2 separate regions of the Homo sapiens genome follow, and region 1 is linked to region 2. Evidence: chromatin loops called from intact Hi-C (ENCODE). Cell type or tissue: heart right ventricle. All regions are shown on one strand. Each heading gives the region's core, and the rest is flanking DNA. Links, peaks and the distances in the headings are about the cores only.

Region 1 (8,768 bases), core at 383-5,382, 590 kb before region 2:
AAACTGGGCTAACAAACTGCTACAAACTGAAGGACCTTTTCAAAAAAGCAAGCTCAATGGAAAATTCCCTGATTGGTAAATTTTCCAGATACAAAATTTCCAAGCATCTCAAGACCATAGTTCTCCTAAGTCACTACTTCTGGGATATGGGAAGTTTCCTTCATGTACTGTAAGCTGCTGACATCATGCACATAAATGTAAACCAAAACATGTATTTCATCAAAGTAACTAACATGATGATGAGAAACAGGATATTTTGAAACATATTTATAAGCAAAACATATAGGTCAGATTAAGCCATTGAAGCATCTCCTCAGATTTTTTAGATTACTCTGAATAAGAAATATTTTCAAAAATGATGGAAATATCTGTAGTTTTACATGTGTGGCTGCTATTGAAATCTCTATTAACCCTCTTTTTCTCAAGTTCTCCCATTCCCACTCTGATCCCGCAGACCCTACCTAACAAGTGCCTTTAGAAGCAGGCAAGCATTTTCTAGTCCTCTATTTTAAGTCTCTCAGACCACCAACTACTTACCATTCTTACTGCCAACAGCAATAGTTCCAAACCTTTATCATCTCAGGTCCTTATAATTTTATAGTTGCTTACACCTCTCTGTGATCCACCTGGCACACTGCCACCAAATCTGACCCTGCCCTCAGTTGGGCTCAAATCCTGTTAGTAACTCTACTGGGCCTGTGGCAGAAGCTTAACAAAGGGCTGCTGATTGAGTTCAAGAACTCTACACTGATTTCACACCATCATGATGAGGATGGATGGGTCTCACGTGTAACGATGAGCCAAAATATACTTTGAGAATCCAAGTTAAATGGCAGTGTTTAGAAAAAAAAATACTGAAACAATCTAGCATCTTGGGGTGTTGGAATTTTAAAGGTTTGACAATTGGCAAAATCAAAGTAATCCAGAAATCTAACCCAATGTACTGGCAGAGTATCACAAACCCTCATAATACCTCAAAAAAAAATGGGGCAGGGGGAGTCTACAAGTTAAATTTGGCACCAAGTTACTAGTTGTAAAATAAAGCTTATTTGATTGTTGTCTCAGGCATTACGTAACTGTAAAGAGTCTTCATTTATACTGAAAGCTGCAGCAGTAAAAGCTGCAGACATATTTAAGAAGAAATATCATATTTCCTACTGCTTCAACTCACTGTTCCTGACCATCTTGAAGGGGTCTGCAAGTTATGGCCCGCTACCTGGTTTGTAAATAAAGTTGAATTGAAAACAGTCGGGTTCATTCATTTACGTACTGTCTATGGCTGCTCATGTGCTACAATGAAGTTGAGTAGTAACAACAGGGACCATATTGCCTGCAAAGCCTAAAATATTTATTTACCTAGCCCCAAAACCAGGCACTTGTCTGGTACAGTATGGGTGAGGAAATACTTTTTAAGTCCTAACTTTGTTCCAGAAGTTAATCTGGGCTGCTTATCTACTAAAATCTAAGTTTAGGAAAAAAAAAAAAGATAACTTCGGGGATGTCTATTTGGTTTGAAAAGAAAGAAGTTAAATATTATTCACTTGACTAACATGTATTTCTAAGTGGGAATTTCTGTTGCACTGCAACATCTCAGCATTTTTACTATGGCATTAGTAACAGCACTGCAGAGCATCACAGGCTGTAAAAACATTTCCATGTGTGATAGACAAAAACCCAATACCGGAATAAAAGGAATAGAATCCATCTTATCCGGACAAGTGGTTTTAAAAAGTCATCCTACAGAGCCCTGCAGAACTTTCATTGAAAACAAGCACAATTACATGGAATGAATTTGTTTCTGCTTCTTGTAGCCCCTCTACCTGGGCTTATAAACCATGAGAAAGAAGGAAGATTTACACTGTCACAGAAAATACTTAAAAACCAAGGCTTTTGAATAAAATGAGTTTTTATTTTCTCCTGAATAAAACATTATTTGGATCATGGGGGGAAAAAAACCTACTAAGAATTATTTTATCACTAAGTGTAATTAATACAAGTCACTATAATGTTTATCAATTATATACTAGAAAACAAATGAACTGAAATCAACTTTGAGACAATTTAGACATACGGTATCATAATCAAAATCCCAAGAGAAAGATACTTTATCTTTTTGCCACATTTTATTTCAAAATTTATTTTTACAAAAAATAAATTAGTTGCCCTAAACTCTTTTTAAATAAAGTGATGCACAAATAAGCAAACCAGCAAAGACTGTAATAAAAACAAAACTGACGATTTGGTGGTCATTTACTGGCAGACTAAACAAGTTAAGAATAAATATCTCTGAGGAAGCAAGCCAATTAAATGTTGGTTAGATGGCTGATTCAAAGATAAATAGTAGCCAGGAGTATAACTCGGACGTCATAGTTTGAGATTGATTTTTTTTTCCTTTAACCAGTGGGTAAAACTGTTTTTCTGTTATAATAATAATGGTCAACATTTAAACCAACAGAGAAGTTTTAAGTTTTAATAACAAAAGAGTGCCAAGGAAATGATCTTGTTCCTCAGAACAAAAAATAATCTGTTAAGGAAATATTTTGGATCTCAAATTAAGGCCAATCATGAGTACAGAGCACAGCTGATGATTAACAGAAGATGCCGCATTTAAACACGGTGGCAGAAGACACTGATTTACTTCTAATGAATATATAGTACATTATAAAAAGTGACAAAACATAAACATATGAATATAATGTAAACAACAGTAAAAAGAAATCTTTTTGTTTCTTGAAATTGGGGCTTATGGTTTTAGCCACCAGAGGTCACCCTTCCCCAGACAGATTAAAAAGCAGGGCTTCTGAAGCACTGTCACTTACTGTGTATTTGTTAAAGGAATACAATAAAAAATAACATGGGTTGTCAATGTTCTTCTTTCCCCAGCTAAAACATATGTGAGGCTAGACCTGCCCCACACCTCTCCCTAATGCAGACATGCTGGTAATGGAGAAGAGGAGAGCTGCAAACAGCCTGAGAGGCTAAAGTGATCTACATGATAGACATGAGAAAAATCACTGAGGGGCGAGGGACAGGATGCAGTTCCCTGGTAGAAGAGAGACTTGTGGAATAGCACCATGCTAATGAGGGATAATGGAGAAAACTGGAAGAGGTTTCCAGAATTCTTACTGTTATCATAAACACAACCACTCCTGGACATTCTTCAACTAACACTGCAGTAAAATTTTATACGGCTTTTTTCAATTAGTTTTGCATGTCAAACCTAAGTATCGTGCACCAAATTTGGCTTTTTTTAAAAAAGCAAATTAGCCAGGGTTCCTCCAGAATTCAACATATACTTTTACAATAGAATTGGAGAGAAAGAGATCTTTAATCTATCCTAGTGCCTTGTACAAAATATACTCAGCAAATACTCTTCCTCATTCATCCCTCCTTACATATAATAAAGAGACCTTTAATTCATCATAGCACCTTATACAAAATATACCCAGTACACTCTTCCTCATTCACCCCTCCTTACATATAATACAAGAAGGAGCTGACAACCAAAAGTTTCAACCTCTTTTGTTTCAATTCTGTTAGTTAAGAGGGCCCAATTCTATTTATTGTCACTTACCGTAGCTGCAAGAAGTAAAATTCAAAGGTTAGAGTGGTTTTTAATAATTTCATGTACGTGGCCAAGGAACATGTAGACATTTATGATTACCAAGAAATTACAACCTTCCAAAGCACAGTATTTATTCCATGTAGCACCAAAGGAAATCCCAAAGAAAAGGTACTTAGCAGCCTAGTAGAAGTCCTTAGCAATTTCTTTGTGAAATACTTGGTTAGAATTCATTGTCTCACATTCCAACACACTGGCAAATAAGGTTATCACACATCATCATATCTTTTGATACCTAACAACTTTTTTCTCTAACTACATAGGAAAAGTACGCTCATTAAAAGATATTCAGAAAATGAAAAAGGCTTTTAGAAAATAAAATCACCTATACTTCCAAAGAGTACAGGGAAAGAAAATGAAGTTCTGAGTGAAACACTTTTAAAACACACAAATTAAATTTATACAGTCTCAAATTCTTTTAATTATAATTCATCCACATTATTCCCAAATCAACTATAATCTGTCCCCTGCTTTACCAATGACATAGTTCCAACAGGTTCACCAAGACCCCGATGCTGCATGGGCTTTCTTCATACTGTTTCCTATTTCCTTGCACCATCTTTGATGTCCCCAGAGCATCTGCACAGCTGACGTTCCTCACAGCCACTCCTTTGTCCTGACTTCTACATCCCGTTTTCCATGGCTTCTCCCACCCATCTGGTCATTCCCCTCTGTCATCTTCTGGGCTGTTCTTTTTCAGGCTAACATTATTGAATTTCTGGCTCAGTCCTCTATGCTTCTCATTCTATCCCCTCTCTCCCTAGGTGACCAAAGTAACACTCATGGCTTCAACAACTGAAACTACATGTTGATGTGCCTAACACATAATAGGTGCTTAATAAATGTTTAATCTTATCAATGGCTTAATGATTAGTAACTTTCCAATCTAATCTCCAGGAAATTCTCAGCTCCAAGGCCACAACCACACAGCAGAAGTCTCTTAGCACAGTTGAGACTGGTAACTGGCTGGTTAATCATAAAAGCAGGTTAAAGCAGTGAATCATGAAAACATGAAAGCATTTTGTACACTTAACTTTAACCAGATAAATACCCATTCATCTGCCAATATTTTTATAGTCAGGCCAACTCTTAAGTGAGGGCCTGCTGACCCTTCAGTGTCTTTCTTGCCTAAATCATACCCATGGTGAATTATCGGTGCTATCCAGCTTCTGTTTGTTTGTTTAAACAACAGCTTTACTGAGATATCATTAACATGCCATACAATTCACTTTAAGGCATACAGCTTGATAGTTTAAATATATTCACAAAATTATGGAACTATCACCAGTTACTTTTGGGACATTCTCATTACCCAAAAAATAACCCACATACCTATTAGCATTCACTGCCCATTTCCCATCAAATCCCCAGCCATAGGCGATCATTTACTTCCTTTCAGTCTCTATGGATTTGCCTACTCTGGATATTTCATATAAATAAAATCATACATGTGGTCAAGAATCATCCATATTGTAGTAAATATCTGTATTTCATTTTTTTATTGCCAAATAATATTTCATTGTATTGTTATATCACATCTATTAATTCAGATCATTTGGGTTGTTTCTATTTTTGGCTATTATGAATAATGCTGCTATGAACATTCATGTACAACTTTTTGCATGGACATATATTTTAACTTCACTTGGGTATGTAATTAGGAGCAGAATTGCTGGGTCATATGATAACTCTATGTGTAACATTTTCAAGAACTGCCAGACTGTTTTTCAAGGTAGCTGTAATATTTTACATTCCCACCAACAGTGTATGAGAGTTCTTATTCTTCACAATCTCACTCACACTCCTTATTAGCTGCCTTTTAAAATTAATATTACGCCTATAATCCCAGCACTTTGGGGGGCCGAGGTGGGCGGATCACTTGAGGTCAAGAGTTCAAGACCAGCCTGGGCAACATGGTGAAACCCTGTCCCAACTAAAAATATAAAAATTAGCCGGGCATGGTGGTGTGTGCCTGTAATCCTAGCTACTTGGGAGGCTGAGGCAGGAAAGTCACTTGAACCCGGGAGGTGGAGGTTGCAGTGAGCTGAGATCACGCCACTGCACTCCAACCTGAGCAACAAAGCGAGACTCCATCTCAAAAAATAAAAAATAAACTAACTAATATTACAGCCAACTTAGTATGAAATCATATCTTATTTTCATTTTCATTTCTCTGAAGGCTAATAACGTCAAACATCTTTTCATTTGCTGATTGGCCATTTGTACATAGATATTTGTCTACTGAGATACTTTGTCAATTTTCTAATGGGACTATTTGTCTTTTTTACGATGAAGTTCTTATATACTCTAAAAACAAGCTCCTTATCAAATTATTTGCAAATATTTTCCCATTAAAGTTGTCTTTTCACTTTTGATGGTGTCATGTGAACACAAATCTTTAATTCTGATGATGTCCTGTTTACCTATCTTTTCTTTTGTTGCTTGCACATTTGATGTCATTTCTAAGCAACTACTATTTAATTCAGGATCAAGAGGATTTATGCCTAAGTTTACGTCTATGAGTTTTATAGTTTTTCTTCTTACATTTAAGTCTTTGATCTACTTAATTTTTATATACGTGTATATAGGGGGCTAACTTCACTCTTTTGCACTTGGATATCCAACAGATCCATGAACATGAGATGTCTTTTTTTTTATTTTGGTCTTTAATTTCTTTCAACAATGTATTATAGTTTTCAGTGTATAACTTTTGCAATTTTTTGTGAAATTTATTCCTAAGCATTTTATTCTTTTTGATATTATAAATAGAAATATTTTCTGAATTTCATTTTTCAATTGTTTACTGATAGTATATAGAAATGCAATTAAATTTTGCATACTGATCTTGTATCCAGCAATCTTGTTGAATAGTTCTAATAGGTTTTTAATGAATTCCTTAAGATTTTTCCATATGCAAGGTAGTATTCTCTGCAAACAGAGTTAGTTCTTTTTCCTTTCCAATCTGAATGCTTTTTTTTTTTTTTTTTTGAGACAGAGTCTCACTCTGTCGCCCAGGGCTAGAGTGCAGCGGTGCGATCTCGGCTCACTGCCAGCTCCATCTCCCGGGTTCACGCCATTCTCCTGCCTCAGCCTGCCGTCCCGAGTACCTGGGAATACAGGCGCCCGCCAACACGCCTGGCTAATTTTTTGTATTTTTAGTAGAGACGGGGTTTCACTGTGTTAGCCAGGATGGTCTCGATCTCCTGACCTCGTGATCTGCCCGCCTCGGCTTCCCAAAGTGCTGGGATTACAGGCGTGAGCCACCACGCCTGGCCCTGAATGCCTCTTATCTCATGTTCTTGCCTAAGTGTCTCGCCTAAAACCTCCATCACAATGTTGAATAGAAATGGCAAGGGTGGAAATCCTTCTTTCTGATCTTCAGGAGAAAGCATTCAGTCTTTTGGCTGCGTGTGTGCGTGTGTTTATATGCCATTCATCAGGTTGACAAAGTTCCCTTCTATTCCTAGTTTGTTGAATGTTTTTTATCATAAAGAGGTGTTGAATTTTGTCAAATGCTTTTTTTATTGAAATAATCATGTAGTTTTTGTTCTTTATTCTATTGATGTAGTGTATTAAATTGACTTTTTTTTTTGAGACGGAGTCTCGCTCTGTTGCCCAGGCTTTGGAGTGCAGTGGCACAATCTTGGCTCACTGCAAGCTCCGCCTCCCAGATTCATGCTGTTCTCCTGCCTCAGCCTCCCAAGTAGCTGGGGCTACAGGCGCCCGCCACCACGCCCGGCTAATTTTTTGTATTTTTTAGTAGAGACAAGGTTTCACCATGTTAGCCAGGATGGTCTTGATCTCCCGAACTAGTGATCCACCTGCCTCAGCCTCCCAAAGTGCTGGTATTACGGGCGTGAGCCACAGCGCCCGGCCTAAATTGACCTTTTATATGTCTAACCAACCCTTGCATTCCTAGGAAAAATCTCACTTGGTTACAGTGTACAGTCATTTTTATACACTGCTAAATTTAGTTTGCAAGTGTTTTTTGAGAATTTTTGCATCTGTATTTATTTAAAAATTGCTGTGTAGTTTTCTTGTAAAGTTTTGTCTGGTCTTGGTATCAGGGTAATTCTGGCCTCGCAGAATGAGCTGAGACATGTTCTATCCTACTTTTGGAAGAGTTCATGAAGAATTGGTATTAACTCTTGCTAAAATGTTTGGCAGAATTTACCAGTGAAGCCATTTGGACGGAGACTTTTCTTTGTGAGGAGATCTTTATTCCAATGAGATACAGAAATGTTACTCCAGGCTGGGCGTGGTGGCTCATATCTGTAATCCTAGCATTTGGGGAGGCTGGGGTGGGAAGATTGCTTGAGGCCAGGAGTTCAAGACCAGCCTGGGCAACAGAGCAAGACCTCATCTCAATTCAAAATTTAAAAAAAGAAAATAATGAATTGTTATTCCAGTACAAGTATTTCCTCTTCCCAGTTTTTGTGTCTTTATTGTGATACATACTATGTAAGACAATATCTATGTACCTTACAAACCCCAAAATAAGCCATTACACTTATTACTTTGTAGAATTATTTGACTATCAAATAAATGAGCTGAGGTAAGTAAGAATGGCAAGCATATAGACAGAATTTGCTATGTTAATCTTATTTACCATTCCTCGTTCTCTTCATTTCTTCCTGTGGATTTATCATGTGGTATAATTTCCTTATTCCAATACATCTTTGCATCACCTATCATCTCCTTTGTGTTGGTGTTATGAAATATATTACATCTCCATCTTTTGAAAACTCAACAATCAAATCTATACTTTTTTTATAATTTCTTTTAAAATCAGTTACTAGAATAAAAAAAGAACAAACACACATCTATACTATCTTTTGTAATTAACTAATTACCTTTCCTGTTTTTTTTTGTTTTTTGTTTTTTTTGTTTTTAATGCGGATTCAAATTACCGTCTGGAGTTACTTGCTTTTATCCCAAATAACTTCCTTTAGTATTTCTTGTTAAGATGGATCTGTTAACAACAAATTCTCTCAAGTTCAGTTGATCTGGAAATGTGTTCATTTTGCATAAAATTGTTAGTTAAAAATTCTTTTTCAGCTTTTTGAAAGTGATCCCACTCACTGACTTCTGATTTTCATTGTTTCCGATGAGAAGTCAGCTATTAATCTTAATGTTTCCTTTTAAG
Region 2 (10,519 bases), core at 2,960-7,959:
GACGATGAAGCCCTGAAGTAATAGAGGCCAGGTGGCTATACTTAACCCCCAGAAGCCAGGAGGCCACAACTAATATAAGAACTAGCAAGACCATGGGAACAGTCAAGGAGACTTTATGCTCAAGGAGTTGTGAAGATGGTTAATAGTACACACTGTCTCTGAGGGAAAACAGACGGGCGGTCAACAAGGATGTTGCTCAATATATATAATTTTTTTAAAAAAGCAAGAATGAAGGAGCAGGAATATGAGGGCAATCACCCCAATATAAGTCACAATTGTTTGCTCAGTTCCCAGAGCTGAGTCAAACTTGCATATTTAGGCCCATTGATTAAAGATGTATCCAGGTTCCTAGGAGAAAGGACCCTACAATACCATGAAAAATATATACCATAATGATTCCTCTGGCCCTTCTTCAAAGGGATATACAACCGCTTACTCAATCTCAATGGACTGTGCACTGTGGAAAGGATTATTAGACACAGGACCTGAGATGATGATGTTAATGCCTGGAGATGTCATCACAACTCCTCCCTGTTAGAATGAGGGCCTATAGGGGACAGGTAGCAAATGGAGTCCTATCTAAAATCAGATTCTCAATGGAGCCACTGAGTCTGCCCACTCACACTGCGGTCATTTCCCCACTCTACAAGTGCATAATTGGAATCGATAGATTTTCCACTTGGAAAAAGCCTCATATTGAAGAGTCATTGCTCTGTGGAGCAAGAGCTATCATAGTGGGGAAGGTAATATGGAAACCTCTGAAAATTCCCTCCATACCCCTGGCCAAGATAATGAATCAAAAATAATATTGTGTCCCAGGAGGAATGAGAGAGATTAGGATACTATTAAAGACCTAATGAATGCAAGGATAATGACCCCTTATTTCTCCACATAAGCAAGCAATCTCATTCCTTCAGAAGCCAGATAGATCCTTGAGACTGACTATAGCCTACTGTAGATTTAACCAAGAAGTACTTGAATTGTAGCTGTGGTGCTGGAAGAGGTAACATGACTGGATTAATTAAACCTCAGGTACGTGGTATGTGCTCACTGACTTGGCACATGTGCTTTTTTCCATCCCTAATAGAAAACAGGATAATAAATCTTTCACATTCACATGGGATAGAGGGTAATATTCTCCTATATTTTTGCCTTTATGTTACGTGAATTCTTCTGCCCTTGTTCACAATACAGTAGTCCCACCTTATCTGTGGTTTTGCTTTCCACAGTTTCGGTTATCCATGGTCAACCATGGTATGAACGTATTACGTGGAAAATTCAGGAAATAAACAATCCAAGCTGAGAGCTGTGACTGCCTACAGGGTTTCCAGATGGCTCACTCTTTGGATCGGGGGACTGGGTCTGGGATGGGTACTTTCCTCATCAGCAAGATGCAGGAAGAGTACCCAGACAGGATCAAGAACACGTTTAGTGTGGTGCCCTCGCCCAAAGTTTTAAACTGCATGCCATTCTGAGTAGCAGAATGAAATCTCAAGCTGTCCTGCTCTAGCCCACCCTGGACGTGAATCCTCCCTTTGTCCAGCATCTCTCCACTGTGTACACTACCCACCCATTAGTCACTTAGCAGCCATCTCTGTTATCAGATCGACTGTCACAGTATTACAGTGCTTCCTCAAATACCCCTTATTTCACTTAATAATGGCCTCAAAATGCAAGAGTAGTGATGCTGGCAATTCGATATGCCAAAGAAAAGCTGTAAATTGCTTCCTTTAAGTTGAAACTAAAAGTTCTCATATGCTGAGGTTGTTAAGACCTATGGTTAGAATGAATCTTCTATCTGTTAAATTGAGAAGGAAAAAGAAACTCATGCATAGTATGTATGGGGTTCACTACAATCCACAGTTTCACGCACACACTGAGAATCTTGGAACATATTTCCTACGGATAATAAGGAACTACTATATGGTCCTAAAAGGTCTGGACCACCTGGACATCACATAGAATATCACACTCATCTACTACATCATGACATCATATGCTTTGGACAGGTCAAGCAGGAGGTAGCTAGTATACTGGTGGCCTTGGTAAGACATTCTGTGCTGTTTTTACTTACAACACTTATGATATCAATGTGTAGGGTCTTTTCCTTAACCAAAAAAGTCTGCAACTCTCCAATCCTCTGACACCAATTGAGTGTCCTATGATTCAATCCAATTCTGGCACTAACTATGTGGGATTCGAGTTGGGCCCCACAGATTTAAGGACTCAGTCCCACAAGGATGCTCTTACTTTAGACTCCAGTTGTAAGTATTGGGTCTCCAGTGAACACATACTTCTGTCTGACGTGGCTACAAAATGGGGCTCCCACAATCCCCACCTCAGGTTTGTTAATTTGCTACAAGGCCTCACAGAACTTCGGAAAACAGTTTACTTACTGCTTTACTATAAAGGATACAATTTAGCAACAGCCAAATGGAAAAGATGCAAAGGGCAAGGTATGGGAGAAGGAATGTAGAGCTTCCATGCCCTCTCTGGGAGGACCACTATCCCAGCGCCTGGATGTGTTCGTCAATCCAGAAGCTCTCTGAATCCTATCATTTAGGGTTTATGATGGAGGTTCAACTATGTAGGCATGATTGATTAAACCATTGGTCATGATTAAACTCAATCTCTAGTTTCTTTCTCCTCCCTGGAGGTTCAGAGGTGAAGTTGAAAGTTTCAACCCACTAATTACAATGGTCGACTCCTCTGGCAAATAGCTCCCCTCCTGAAGCTATTTAGGGGCCCATCAAGAGTCACTCTGCTAGCATAAACTCAGGTATGGTTGAAAGATATTTGTTATGAATACCAAAAGATGATTCTATTACCCCTATCACTAAGGAAATTCCAAGAATTTTAGAAGACCTGTGTCAGAAACCAGGGACAAGGGGCAAATCTATATTTTTTATTATCACTGACATGTATTTCAAGAGATGAGAGATAAAACCTGTGAAGATTCATGACTAGCTACTTCAGTGAAGTTTTGGGGAGTCCAGTAGGTGAGTGGTGTGTAGGGTTAGCTCTTCCAAACTAAAGACAAATTGCTGCATCTTGCGTCTCCATCTCCTACCACAAAGAAAGGCCACCACTTGTCAGCTTCCTTGAGCTCTGGAGGTAATACATTTCATGCCTGGTAATATTTCTACAGCCCATGTATCAGGTGATATGGGAAGCTTCCAGCTTTGAGTGGGGCCTTGAGCAGGAAAAGGTGTCAAAGCAGGACCAGGCCACAGTGCAATCAGCCCTGTCACTTGGTCCATATGATTCAACAGGCCCCATGGTAAGAGGTGTCATGTGGTGGGAAAATATGTAGTAAAGAGTGTTTGGCAAGCTCAAGTGAAAGAATCACAACTCAGACCCCTGAGATTATGGAGCAAAACCATGCCATCAACATCAAATTATGTGCACTTTGAAAAACAGCTCTTATTTTTGGTGTGTTTGGGTCCTAGAAGTGATGGAACAATTGACCACGAGAGACCAAATGACCATCTGGAAATGCTTATTATGCACTGAATTCTGTAGGATCCACTAAACCATAAAGCCACATGATGCTTACTCATGCCTTCCAGTCCTGCTAGTAGCAGTCCATTGCAAGAGAGTGCTGATATATGTGGGATTAGACCTGAACAGGGCTGGAAGGCTTGAGTAAGTTTCATGAGTAGGAAACCAAGACCCCATATCACCAAGCACAGCTATACCAGTCAATGCCCCCAACTCTTGCACTTATGAACATATTTGGGTGGGAATGAGGGAGGGTGGGCCAGAGGGGTCCTGTATGACCAGATAAAAGAAAGAAAGAAGCCAAAGCTTGGTTTATGGATGGATTGGCTCAGTATATGGATGAAAACCAAAAAATAGACAGTGGCTTCATTACAACCACATTCAGGGAAAGAGAGTAAAGAGGAAATCTTCCCAATGGCAGATCTATGAGCAGTATAACTGGTCATCCACTTTGGATAGAAGGAGAAATGACCCAAGGTGAAAATATATATAAATTCCTAGGAAATGGCCAATGGCCTAGTTGTGCAGGCGGGGAACTGGAAGGAAAAGGACTGGAAGATCAGAGACAAGGAGTCTGAGGAAAAGCCATGTGGGTAGACAAATGGGTGAATGTATAAAGTGTCAAGACTTGTGTCTTACATGTGGATACCCACCAGAAAGCATCTACCATGGAAAAAGCACTGAACAACCAAGTAAAATGAGATGACTCAGCCTCTTGACATTAACTAGTCTTTGTCATTGGTCACCCAGAGCAGGCATGATGAACACATGAACAGGCTGGACATGGTGGCAGAAATGGAGGCTATGTGTGAGCCTGACAGCATGAACCTCACTTACCAATGCCTGTCTACCTACTGTTACCTCTGAACATCCGAAGAAATAAACATTGAATCTTCAATATGGCATATTCCTTGAGGGAATCAACCAGCCACTTAGTAGCAAGTTGACCACATGGAACCCTTCCATCCTGGAAAGACCAGTCAGCCGTTCATCCTCACAGGGACAGATACCTGTCCTAAGCGTGTGTTTTCCTTTCCTGCCTGCACAGCCTTAGCCAGCACCATTACCAAGGGCTTATGGAGTGCCTCATCCACAGACCTGGAAACCCACACAACAAAGCATCCAACCAAGAGACCTACTTCACCATGAAGGCAGTGTGAGAGTGGGCCTGTGACCCTGGGAACGACAGATCAAATCACATACTGCACCATCCCGAGGTGGCCAGCTTCATAGAATGCTGAAACAGCCTACTCCAGCTAGGTAACAAAAGTTATTTGTCATTTTTATCATTCAAATGGCATATTTCACCATGGGGATGCGAGAAGCAGAAAATCCTGATGTGCAGAGAGAAATGAATGAAGTAATTACATAGAAGGAAGCAGATGCAGCAGACTGAGAGAGATTGAGTACCGACAGATCTCAGGTGTCCAGTTACCCACAGCCCACAAGACACCTCTGTTTTCTTTTTCTTCTTCAAGTTCTGGGATACATGTGCAGAATGTGCAGGTTTTTTATGTAGGCATAATGTGCCATGGTGGTTTGCTGTACCCATCAACCCGTCATCTAGGTTTTAAGCCCCACATGCATTATTTGTCCTAATGCTCTCCCTCCCCTTGCCCCCCACCCCCCAAAAGGCCCCGGACACCTCTATTTTCTAATAATTAATCTACCCCCCTTTTTCATAAGCAAGCTTGATTTGGTTCCTGTTATCTGCAACTAAAAGATCTTATCTGATACAATACATTTCAAAGAGGCAAACTTCTGCCTTCACCTGATGAACTTTCCAATAAATAATACAGTTGTTCCAAAATGGAAAACGCTTCTCTTATCATTTTGAGGTTTAGACAGCCCTTCATCACTGTGTAGAAGAAATTCTGTCTATTATAAATAGTTGAACTAGATAAACTGAAGGTCCCTTGCTAGTTTGAGATCCTCTGACAAATATCAGGAAAGCCATGATATGGAAAATAGAATAGTTTCACTCTTTTGGGAAATAAAAAATAATGAGTCTCCAAGTGCTCGATAACATTCCAAGAAAGGATGTGTGAGAGTGTATTACATTGCAGGGGGAAAACTGACAGATTCTAGATTTAGCGTTTGTTGGAAAACTGGAACCAAAGTTTACAATGATTTCTCTTTTATTAAATTAATACACACAAAAAGCCTAGAAGCTCAGTATTTGGGATGCATAAAATATAAAAATAAAATATTAAATGAAGTAGCTTTTAAATGTATGTTTTTATTTACTGGCTGAAATGAAAATTGAAAAAGATTGCACAAAATTTTTTGGCAAAATGCTGTAGTATGCTTTCTCTTGATATCACTGCCAACAATGCCCTCTAGTGGTAAACCAAGTAGGCACTGACTAATGGGGGGAAAATGAAACAAGCAAGCCTGCTAAACACATTGGTAAGATTTTCATGAAAATACGAACTTTTAGTGCAGAAGGACCTGCGGCAGGCCTACTTCAGCTGCCTCCCGAGCCAGGTTTCCCTTGGTGGGTGACCGTGTCCCTTGATGAGTGACTGTGCGCTCACTCGGGCACCAAGGAGAAGCAGGACCATCGGGTAGCCTATGTGAATCCAACAGCAATGGCCAGATCAAGGGGTCCAATCCAGTCTTAAGGGCCAACAATCCAGGATTCTCTCCGTCAACCAAGGCCTATCTGGGAAGAAGTGCAAGAGCAACTAGAAAAGAAAAAGAAAAAGGCGCCAAGGCTTTGTATGAATTTGAAGAAAAAACTAGAAAAACACAGGAAGAAATTGTTAAGTGAAAGTAAGAGCTTATCCAAAAAAAGAGAAAAAAAAAGAAAAAGAATAAATCTGGTAGGTATTCATCGTCTTCATCATGCTCTGATTCTTCCAGCAGTTCTTCTGATTCTGAGGATGAGGATAAGAAACATGGAAAAGGGAGAAAGAAAAAGAACCATTCACATAAATCTTCTGAAAGCTCCATGTCAGAAACTGAATCAGACAGTAAGGATAGAAAGACAATAAGGAAGAAAGACTTCTTTTTAAAGAAAAAGAAGGACCCAACTGAGAAAGAAAAAGGCTATTAAACGACTCAGCAAAAAGAAACCCATATTCTGAAGATAAATCTTTATCACCTGAGTCCTTGTCAGAATCAGAGTATATTGAGGAGATAAGAGCAAAAAAGAAGAAAAGCAGTGAAGAATGAGAAAAAACAACACAAAAAAAGGAAAAAGGAGCATGAGAAAAACAGTAAGAAGAGAAAGAAGGCTGCTAGTTCAAGTCCTGACTCATCATAATATTAAGAAAAATCAGGATTCCCTTATAGAGAAAGTACAATGTCTAAGGAAATTTCAACTGTGAAAATTACAACATATTTACTATAATGCATGAATTTTCTTGTTTTTAGAATTATCCTTGGACTGGCCAGACGCAGTGGCTCACGCCTGTAATCCCAGCACTTTGGGAGGCCAAGGCGTGTGAATCACCTGAAGTCAAGAGTTTGAGACCAGCCTGACCAACAGGGTGAAACCCCGTCTCTACTAAAAATACAAAAATTAGCTGGGCCTGGTGGCTGGTGCCTGTAATCCCAGCTAGTTGGAAGGCTGAGGCAGGAGAATCACTTGAACCCGGGAGGCAGAGGTTGCAGTGAACTGAGATGGTGCCACTGCACTCCAGACTGGGCAAAAGAGCAAGACTCCATCTCAAAAAAAAAAAAAGAATTATCCCCAGACTACCCAGTAGCTATTCAAATGCCGCTGTGTGCAAGGGCCGTAAATGTTGCCTGCTGCTTATCTATTCTTTTCTCTTCCAGTGCTTGATAACTCTGGGAGATAATACATTGCAGTAGCACTAGTGGTTACAATATTTGGGAATAAAATTAATATTTTTGACTAGAAGTGTACAATGATAAATCAACAGAAATCCAACTTGAATACATCTTTAAGGTGGAATCAGAAACGGCCAGATGTTAAAAATTTTAAAGTAGTTAAAATTTTTGAAGTAAGGATTACATTGACATTTCAAAATCCGTACTCTGTAGATCAGTGTATTTTAATTTTTTCCCCGTGTAGACTTTTATTTACCTGGGAAAGGTGCTTTTTAGGATGCAGGGAGGAGGTGCTTTGCTGTCTCTTTAAGCTAGGAGAACAACATGCCTTTGATCCTCACACTTCCTGTATTTGAGGAAAGAGTAGCCAGGCTTTATGGAGAGGTCAGAGCTGGGTGCCAGGAGTCTTGCCTTTTACTGAGCTTAGGGACATCCTTGGATTTTGTCATACGCTTCTTTGAATGAACCAGAGAAACAGCCCTTTTGCAGCATGAGAAAGCCCCAAAACCCCTGGGATTTACCTCCACTTCAATAATACTGAATATTTTTTAGCATTAGAATATGCTGGGTCATTTGAATTAATTTTGATGACACTTTGGCTTTGGAGAGAAATGGTTTCAAATAGACACTGGTACACTGGTACTTTTTGAACTTGAAAACTAAATATTCTAAAGTGCATGTTTCATACCATAAAGTTTTAATTAGTCAGGAAAATTCCATGTAACCAGTGATAGTTCCTTTATTTTTTGTATGAAGTTTGTTTAGGCTGCAATGTTTAGCTTTTGTTAACTCCTTTCTCTTGCTGTCTTAAGTTCACTGCTGTGTTTAATGGCACACTTGCCAAGATATTGAGCATATAAAAAGCAGGGTTTTGATTTTTAAAAAAAATACAGCTTCATATTGAGGCTGAGACTTACCATAAACAAGTTGAGTAGCAAGCCTGGTATGCTGTGTCTTGTTACATAAAGCTATCGCCAGAATCTTAGTAAATATAATGTCTTAAAAGTTAAAAAAAAAAAAACAGAAAAAAGAAAATATGAACTTTTACACTTCCAGTTGGTAACTGAATGTTATATTTGGCAATAAAATGAACCTTTACAAGGTACTGCAGCATATACCTTAAAGCACAAGCATGTCAAAGCCAATTTTCCCCTGTGGTTTTCATGAACATATGCCAAACAGCACAGGAAAATAGCCATCTGTAAGGTCTCATTGGGGCATTTCTGGGTCACAACTTCCACTGGTATCTTAAAAGAAATTAAAATCTGCTTTTATGGAGGATGACATCATTCACCAAAAAAACTGCTTTTAAACCCGATTACCTTCGAGAATTATAGCCATCAGGCACCAACAATGACTCATTCCCACTTTCAAGGCTTTATCTGAATTCTGAACTCATCAACCAGGTAAAGTCTCTTTGCTTGAGAATTCTTCAAACTATAGCTCTCAACTGGTGGGGCAAGCTGGTCAAAACAAGTTACAGTTATAGGAATAAAATTTCTCTAATCCTGGCTCAGCAAAGAGCTTCCCAAAGGAACTGCAGGTGAAGTAAAAGAAAGAAGGCAACTTACACAGCTTATTCCCCTCTAATTCAAACCAGCTCTAGTACTCTTATCTAAATCTGGCTTAAAATTTCTTTGTCTTTGCAAATTGTTCTCCTTTCTCTCCACTCCAAGCCTCCTTCCTTCATACTTTCTAATCATTCTCTCTTCCCTTCAGTAGCTGACTGAATATGTGTATGGTATTAAGAGGCACTTGGAGCCTCTTATGACAACTATATTTGTATGAGAATATTTGCTCTGGATGACTTTGTGTAAAGTATTAACCTACTGGCCTGTTTCAGGAATTCTTTTATTTAAACAGAAAGAAACACATCCTCAGAGAACTATGCTGTGAGTTGACAAGGACTGTTAATATTAATTCCTTTAGGAAGACTGAATGGCCACATTCTGTGAATGCTAAATGTTTCCTAGTTTTGCATTGGTAAAAAGGAATTCACAGACTAAATAATAACTCTAGCCTGTATCAACCTTAAACAAAGGCTCATGAGGTAAACTAAGCTTCAATATCATTTTCTCCATTGCCATTTCTGCTGTACCAGAAACAGTCTTTGGAGTCACGTGGCTGGCCTAGGTGTAAATCCCACCATTGCCAGACTTGGCTGTGCTGTTGAGCAAGTCATTTACACAAGCTAATTAAGGAGCTGTTTGGAGACTCACAGAGCAATTGTCTGACAATTTTACCTGCACCTAGCACTAGGCCAAGTGAAAACACAAAGATGTGTAGATGCCAAGATGGCAGGAAATAGTACTGTGTTTCCCAAGTATGGTATATAGAATGATCCCTAACTTATTTGACCCTGGAGACCTTTTTTCTCAGAGCAGGGTAAAAAAACAACAACAGCAATAACAACAACAACAAAAACTCTTTAGGAAATGCTAATACATGATGTTCTCTGGAAGTTTTCAAATTCAAATTATATCCCTTACATTTCTTCAGTCCCACTAGCCTCATTTATTTTATCTTTTATTTCATTTTATTTTATTTTGAGACAGGATCTCATTGTGTTGCCCAGGCTGAAGTGCAGTGGCACAGTCACAGCTCACTGTAACCTCGACCTCCCAGGCTGAAGTGATCCTCCCACCTCAGCCTCCTGAGCAGCTGGGACTACAGACGCATGACACCATGCTTGGTTCATTTTTTATTATTTTTTGTAAAGACAGGGTCTTGCTATGTTGCCCAGACTGGTCTTGAACTCCTGGCCTCAAGCGATCCTCCTACCTTGGCTTCCCAAAGTGCTGAACCACCGCACTCAGATACACTAGCCTCATTTCAAATGCTCAGTAGCCACATGTGGCAATGGCTACCATATTGAACAGTGCCAAAATGAACGTCCCATCATGGCAAAGAGTTCTACTGGACAGCACTAGTCTAAAGTTTTCCTCATAACAAAGTAATTATATTCAAACTCTAGTCCTTAAGAAACTCACAAAAATAGTAACTTTAGAGTAGAAAAAACTGCAAAGCAGCAGCTTAGCCAAGTATCAAAGATAACATTTCTAGTAATGGGACAAACAGACATCATGTACCTCCTGTTATGCTATCCTAGGAAGAATACAACATCTCATGTGTGATATTTCTGCCAAAAACACATAACCTGAACCTAATCATTAGAAAACATCAAACACAGGTGGAAAGGTATTCTACAAAATAACTGACC

Evidence for each region. Peaks named below come from ENCODE experiments on the same cell type or tissue, not always from the same donor. Only the 100,000 strongest peaks of a DNase experiment are listed, where the experiment ranks them.
Region 1: it touches region 2 in a loop (6-fold over the local background); 86 of 110 quality-filtered maps call a loop at or near these places.

What each region holds. Positions count from the first base shown.
Region 1 is chr12:26,023,405-26,032,172 of GRCh38, reverse strand. The region is part of intron 2 of RASSF8 (Ras association domain family member 8); the gene reads right to left. Among named protein-coding and RNA genes, the nearest start is that of RASSF8-AS1, 68 kb to the right of the region's middle. In heart right ventricle, for the core only: CTCF peaks have their summits at 2,537 and 2,757 (motif pointing right); no DNase peak of the experiment used is centred there.
Region 2 is chr12:25,431,832-25,442,350 of GRCh38, reverse strand. It overlaps the pseudogene FAM133GP and the pseudogene TUBB4BP1. Among named protein-coding and RNA genes, the nearest start is that of LMNTD1, 120 kb to the left of the region's middle. In heart right ventricle, for the core only: CTCF peaks have their summits at 5,635 and 5,845 (motif pointing left); no DNase peak of the experiment used is centred there; H3K4me3 peaks cover 781 bases.